Linked DNA regions of Mus musculus: region 2 is linked to region 1. A link is a loop called in an ENCODE intact Hi-C map of the cell type or tissue named here. Cell type or tissue: left cerebral cortex. All regions are shown on one strand. Each heading gives the region's core, and the rest is flanking DNA. Links, peaks and the distances in the headings are about the cores only.

What was found. A loop is a pair of places that touch in the nucleus more often than their neighbours do. Peaks named below come from ENCODE experiments on the same cell type or tissue, not always from the same donor. Only the 100,000 strongest peaks of a DNase experiment are listed, where the experiment ranks them.
Region 2: it touches region 1 in a loop (3-fold over the local background); 1 of 42 quality-filtered maps calls a loop at or near these places.

What each region holds. Positions count from the first base shown.
Region 1 is chr13:66,917,701-66,920,628 of GRCm38, forward strand. All of the region lies in intron 4 of Mterf3 (mitochondrial transcription termination factor 3), which reads right to left. Among named protein-coding and RNA genes, the nearest start is that of Ptdss1, 14 kb to the right of the region's middle. In left cerebral cortex, for the core only: no CTCF peak of the experiment used is centred there; a DNase peak (open chromatin) is centred at 1,728.
Region 2 is chr13:67,055,925-67,058,852 of GRCm38, forward strand. All of the region lies in intron 1 of Zfp712 (zinc finger protein 712), which reads right to left. Among named protein-coding and RNA genes, the nearest start is that of Zfp712, 3.8 kb to the right of the region's middle. In left cerebral cortex, for the core only: no CTCF peak of the experiment used is centred there; no DNase peak of the experiment used is centred there.

The DNA of each region.
Region 1 (2,928 bases), core at 297-2,796:
CAGTGGTAGGTTCTAGTCTTCCACCTTGTTTTGAGACAGGGTCTTTCACTGTTCACGGACACAAAAGCCAGGTTACCTATGGTTTAAGCTCCAGGAGCTTCTAGTCTCTGCCTCCCGTATCACCAATATGTGCCATGGCATTGGGCTTTATATGGCTTTAAAGGAGCCATACTCTGGTCCTCACACTTGTATGGCAAGCACTTTATCCAGAGTCACCTGTTTCCAGATAGAATTTCTGGTTTTGAGACAGGGTCTTACGGCCTAGTCCAGGCTGGCCTTCACCTCTTTCATTTTCTGGGCTTAGTTTCCCACGTGCTAGGATTGATTACAAACTTGCATTACCATGTCTATAATTAATATGCAGTTTATTCATTTTGGAAATTCTATAGAGGACTCACAATTATACACACTAGATTATTTTCATTGAAAATAATTCTGGATTACAGGTATTGTAGAAAATAAGATTACTATATCTAGCCAAGCCAAAATCCAAGTTTAACTAAATATTATATCTTTGCCCATCCTTTTGAGTCTATACATGAAGTTTCTACAAAGACTCTAATGTGGGGCCATGAAAGGCAGCCTGTTTTAGTGGAATGAGGCTTTCTCTGGAGACCCAGTAGAAAACTCTACAAGGGACTGAATAGTGAACCACATTCACAGAGGCAGGTACTGACACTACAGAGTCCCCAACTCCGTAATTCTGTGACTATCAGTCACTCAGATAAAACCCCAAGGTCCTGGCATTCTGGCTAGACTCCACCCCCACAGTTACCTGACAATAGCTAGGTATGCTCCTTCCCACAGTTACCTGGCAACAGCAAGGTAGCCCAGCCCACTATAAAAGGAGCTGCTTGGTCCCTCCTCTCTCTCTTAAACTCTCACCTTTCTTACTCTCATAGCTAGCCATCCTTCTCTCCCTCCCTTCCCCCTTCTCTCCATGTGGTCATGGCAGATCTCCCTCTTCCTACCTTCTCTCTTTCTCCCTGCCTTTCTACAATAAAGCTCTAATACCACAGACTGTCTCTGCTCATCAAGGCCCGCCATGCTTGAACGATGGGATAGGCTTTCCCTAAAGAGCTGTGTCTAACCTCCCACATGGACCAGACCAAGAACTCTTGCCTATGTGGGAACCACCCAGCCCCCCCCCCCTTCCCACCCTCTCCTCCCTTCGGTCCTGGGGATGACCAAGCTGGCCCCGGGGCCCCCATTTTGTTCTCAGCTCTTCCTCACTCCAGTGGCATCTTGCATGCCCAAGACTGAGAACCAGTTATCTCTGGCCTCAGTGAGGCCCAGAGACCTAGGACTGTCCCTTGTCCACTCCCTGGCGGGCTGGGTTCAGTGGCTTCCCACAGCCAGACAACCACGTGGGGTGGTGAAGAAAGTGTGTGGCAATACTCCCATGTCTGCCCACCAAGAGCATTTGTGTTTTCTCCCACTCCTTTTATTCCCCCATGCCCGGTGCCCTACACTCTACAACATTTCTCTAGTTTTAAGAGTATGTGACAAACTTGAGCAAGAAACTTTGCCTCCTTAAAACATAGGTTTCTTTCACAGACTAATTATAGGAAGATGCTACATTAGTTAAGTAGTCAGAACCCTGGAGTTTGGCCAACCTGGTTAGAGTCATAGTTTTGCCATTTATACTACTGTGTGTCTAATCTTGGGTAAATTACTCAAACTTTCTATGCCTCATGTAATAATTATGGCAAAACCTCTCAAATGATTCCCACTGCGTAACTTTCATGCTTTCCTGGGATAAATCTGGAGTAATGCGGCACACTGGCTTTTGAATGGTGAAGGAATCTATACCTGAAGCCAGGATGCTGGGTGTGAAGTTTTTAGCATCACTCCTTCCTGTGTCATGATCATTTCTATCTCAGGAGTCTGAGTCCCATGATGAGAAAGCACCAGACTCTAAGTCTGATGCCTGGTGCAGAGCCTTAACTAAGATGCTCAATGTAAGAAATGCAGATGTTTTGAGCTTTGTTCTTTTCCTACTTCACAGAAATGACATTAGTTTATTATTAGCTCACGGAACTGCCAAGACCTCTGTAGCTCAATCCCAATGTAGAGGAGAGTCTAGAGCAGAGATTTGCAACATTGTGGGTCCAACCCCTCTGGCAGAGGGCTGTATGACCCTTTCACAGGGCTCACATGTCAAATATACCATATATTAGACAGTTACATTACGATTCATAACAGTAGCAAAGTTATAGTTATGAAGTAGCAACAAAACAACTTTATGATTGGGGGATCACCACAACACAAGGAACTGTATTAAAGAGTCACATCATTAGGAACATTGAGAATCACTGGTCTATTCTAGAAGGATTGTGACTGGGCAACAATAGAGAATAGTGCTGTTATCTTGGCAGGATAAGAGGCAAAATACCCCAGGTGGAGATCGAGAGAAATGTCCAATTGATGTGAGAGATAGTCAAGATAGGACTGAGTGGTCTTGGTGTTTCACTGGAGGTGAATGCCAAAAGTCATGAGTGATAATTGTGATTGAGGTAATAAGGTAAACTGAGTAGTGTGCCTGAGAACACATACTGACCCAGGGGAGACAAGTGGTGAAGTTATCATTAACATGAGAACAGGGCCCTGTCTTGTTCTAGGTTGACATCATCTCACAGTGTCTTCAGACTGTTAACAGTCTGATGGACGGCTAAAGTACAAAGATATTTACAATTCAAAGACAGCATGAGACACCTAATCATGGATGTCAACTTGACTGTACATGAAGTCAACTAAACAAAGTTTCTGGGTGCTCACCTATATGGGAATTTTCTTAGATTATTTGAGGGGGAAACACCCACCTTAAATCGAGGCCACACCTTCTAGTAACAGCCCACATAAAAAGACCTAGATGAAGGAAGCTTTTGTTTTTGTTTTGTCTGTTACCCTTACTCTAGATCACAAGAA
Region 2 (2,928 bases), core at 251-2,750, 140 kb after region 1:
TGTGTTCAATATGACAAACAGTAAAGGTTTGAATGAGAATGGCCCCTAAAAGTTCTTATGTCTTAATACTTGATCCCCAGTTGGTTCTCCTTCTCTCTTCTCTCCTGTCTGTCTGTCTGTCTGTCTGTCTGTCTGTCTGTCTGTCTGATGGTAGTGTCTTCAAGATGTTAGCTCTCAGCTAATGCTCCAGGACCATTTCTGCCCAGCTGTTCTCATGCTCCCTACCATGATGGTCATGGACTCTAATAGTCTGAAACTGTAAGCTCCAAATAAATCCTTTCTTCTACAAGTTGCCATGATCGAAGTGTCTTATCACAGCAATAGAAAAGTGACTAAGCCACAAACTCAGAGATAGCTCTGTTGAGCGAGACAGAAACACTTGTGATTCAATTCAGACAAGGAGTTCTAGCCCTAGCACACATACTTATCTCCATAGCTCACAATGGACTCAATACCCATTTTTCTATAGTGAGAAGACTATAGTGCCACTTCTGTTTCCTTTCGTGTTTTATTTTAATTGTTTTTTTTTTTAGGGTACCATACAAAAATAATAGGTTTTATCATGGCGTCTTCATATACAGGGCATTATTCTTTCATTGAATTCATTTTCCATCCCAAATCTTCAGTAAAAAATATAAGTAACTTAACTTTTCTTATTTTAAAACTCAGCATCCTGAGGCACACAAACCTTCCATGTATGAGTCCATAGCTTATGCCACTACCTTGTGCACCAGAGTGGAGGAGGGGTACATTTACCACAGTGACAAAGCTACAGAGTGATACACCCAGCAGCCCTCTTGAACAACCTTCTCCTTTCCAGCTGGCTCCCTTTCTTACCCCAGTTAGTTCTCACTTCTTTCACATAATATATCTATTCCACCCATTGTGTAGATGGACCATATTTCCTTTGTCCAAGTGTCTGTTAATGGACCTCTATGCTGGCTTTACATAGAAGTCATTGATTATAATGCAGTTGCAAGGGGGGTAGAGGGCAAGAGTCTCTCCAAGATGTTGTCTTAAAATCCTTCAAGAATACAACAGAGTGGTAGAACTAGGTCATTTAATTCTCTCACTTTCCATATTTTAAGAGACTTCCATACTGAGTTCTGTCGAGGCTACACATTTACATAGCAACCACCAATCAATGAGGTTTCTTCTTTCCCACACGATTTTGTAAACACATATTGCCATTCATATGTTCAACCATGCTGACTGGGATGAGAGAATATTAAAGTAGTTTTAATCTGCATTTCTTTGATGGTTAAAAATTCTGAACATCCTGAGTATTTCTTGACATTTGTATTTCTCCTTTTGCAAAATGTCTATTTATTGGACAATTTATTGATCAAATAAATGGCTTAGTTTTGGCCTTCTTAATTTCTGTATAACTTTTTATATATTCAATATTAGTGCCCTGTTTGATGTGTCCTTAGCAAAGATTTTTCCCATTCTATAGACTGTCTCTTCACTTTAGTCAAACTATTTAATTTCATAAAATCACAATTGACAAATCATGGGCCTATTTCCTATATTATTCTAACATGTGAAATTCAGTTTTCCCCATAGTACCTGTTAAAGACACTGTCTCTTTTTGCAGTATGTTTCTGACAGCTTTGTCAAAAGTTGAGAAGTTTAAGTAACAGGTTTATTATGGGTCTTCTATCTTATTCCACTGGCTTATATACGTGTCTGTGTTTGTGCAGTACCATGTTGGCTCTGTTAGTAGAGTTCTGCAATAATATAATATGCAGGTATTATAATATTTACAGCATTGCTCTTTCTGCCAAGGATTCCTTTGACTCTTTGATAATTGTTTTCCTCTTATGTTTCCATATGAATTTTAGGACTGTTTTTTCTAGTTTATGAAGAATATCACTTGTGGGGAACTGGGAGTCAAATCCAAGACTTTATGCATACTTGGCAAACACTCCACCAACTAAGTGACATCACTAGCTTGAGTCTGTATCATGGCATCTGTGTCTAGAGATTTATCCATTCCTTCTCAATTTTTATGATATGGTAAATGTAGCACAAGGAAAGGCAGATAATGAAGTGAGCTGCACGCGTGCACATGCACACACACAAAATCAGGCATTTTAGAGCTCGGGGAAGAATTAAAATTGTAGAAATATATTGCTAGCCCAAGGAAGACACATGCTGCAGGAAAGAGTTCCTAGATATAAAACTTTCTGTGCTATAACGTAATGGGTAATGGACAAGCATGTAGAGAAAGAGTCTGGAGGCACCACAGATCATAGACCCTTCTACCATAAATCCCACCTATGAGACAGAATCCAACAACATTCCTAAACCTTAAACACTCAATGAAAATATGTGACTATAGCCAAGAATTGCCAGTCTTAGGACACAAAGAGCAAAAGGTTGACATTGTCAATTCACAGCATTTGAGAGGAATTGAGTTGTGGAAAAGCATATTTGAGGCTGCAAGGTCTTATCACTGACCCCAGTGTAGTCCACAGGTCCACCTGATGGTATGAGTCACTTCCCACTGTTCCTTGTCTCCTGTAAGAATGCTCAGTCCTATACACTTACCGTCTCCCAGCACCTATGTGGTCCATCTCCTCTCTATTTTTTCCACAGCAATGAAACTACTACTGCGTTTATCTAAATAAAATGGTGCCAGAATAACTAGTTCTTGCTTGTGGCCCTTTTCAGTCAGAGGGCACAAACATACAGGGCACATGGCCCATGCAAAAAGGCACTGGATTATTAATAAGGTTGCATTAACTTTCTAATTACACATGAGACTATTTCTGATATTCACAAACAAAAGAGTAGGAATAATCTACAGTAATACATTACACACATATTTTTGCAGGAAAAATATGAACTTCATGGGATTAAGTCTCATGTATATACAGTTTTCACCACTCTAACAATCCATGGTCTAGGACAGACTTCAGTATA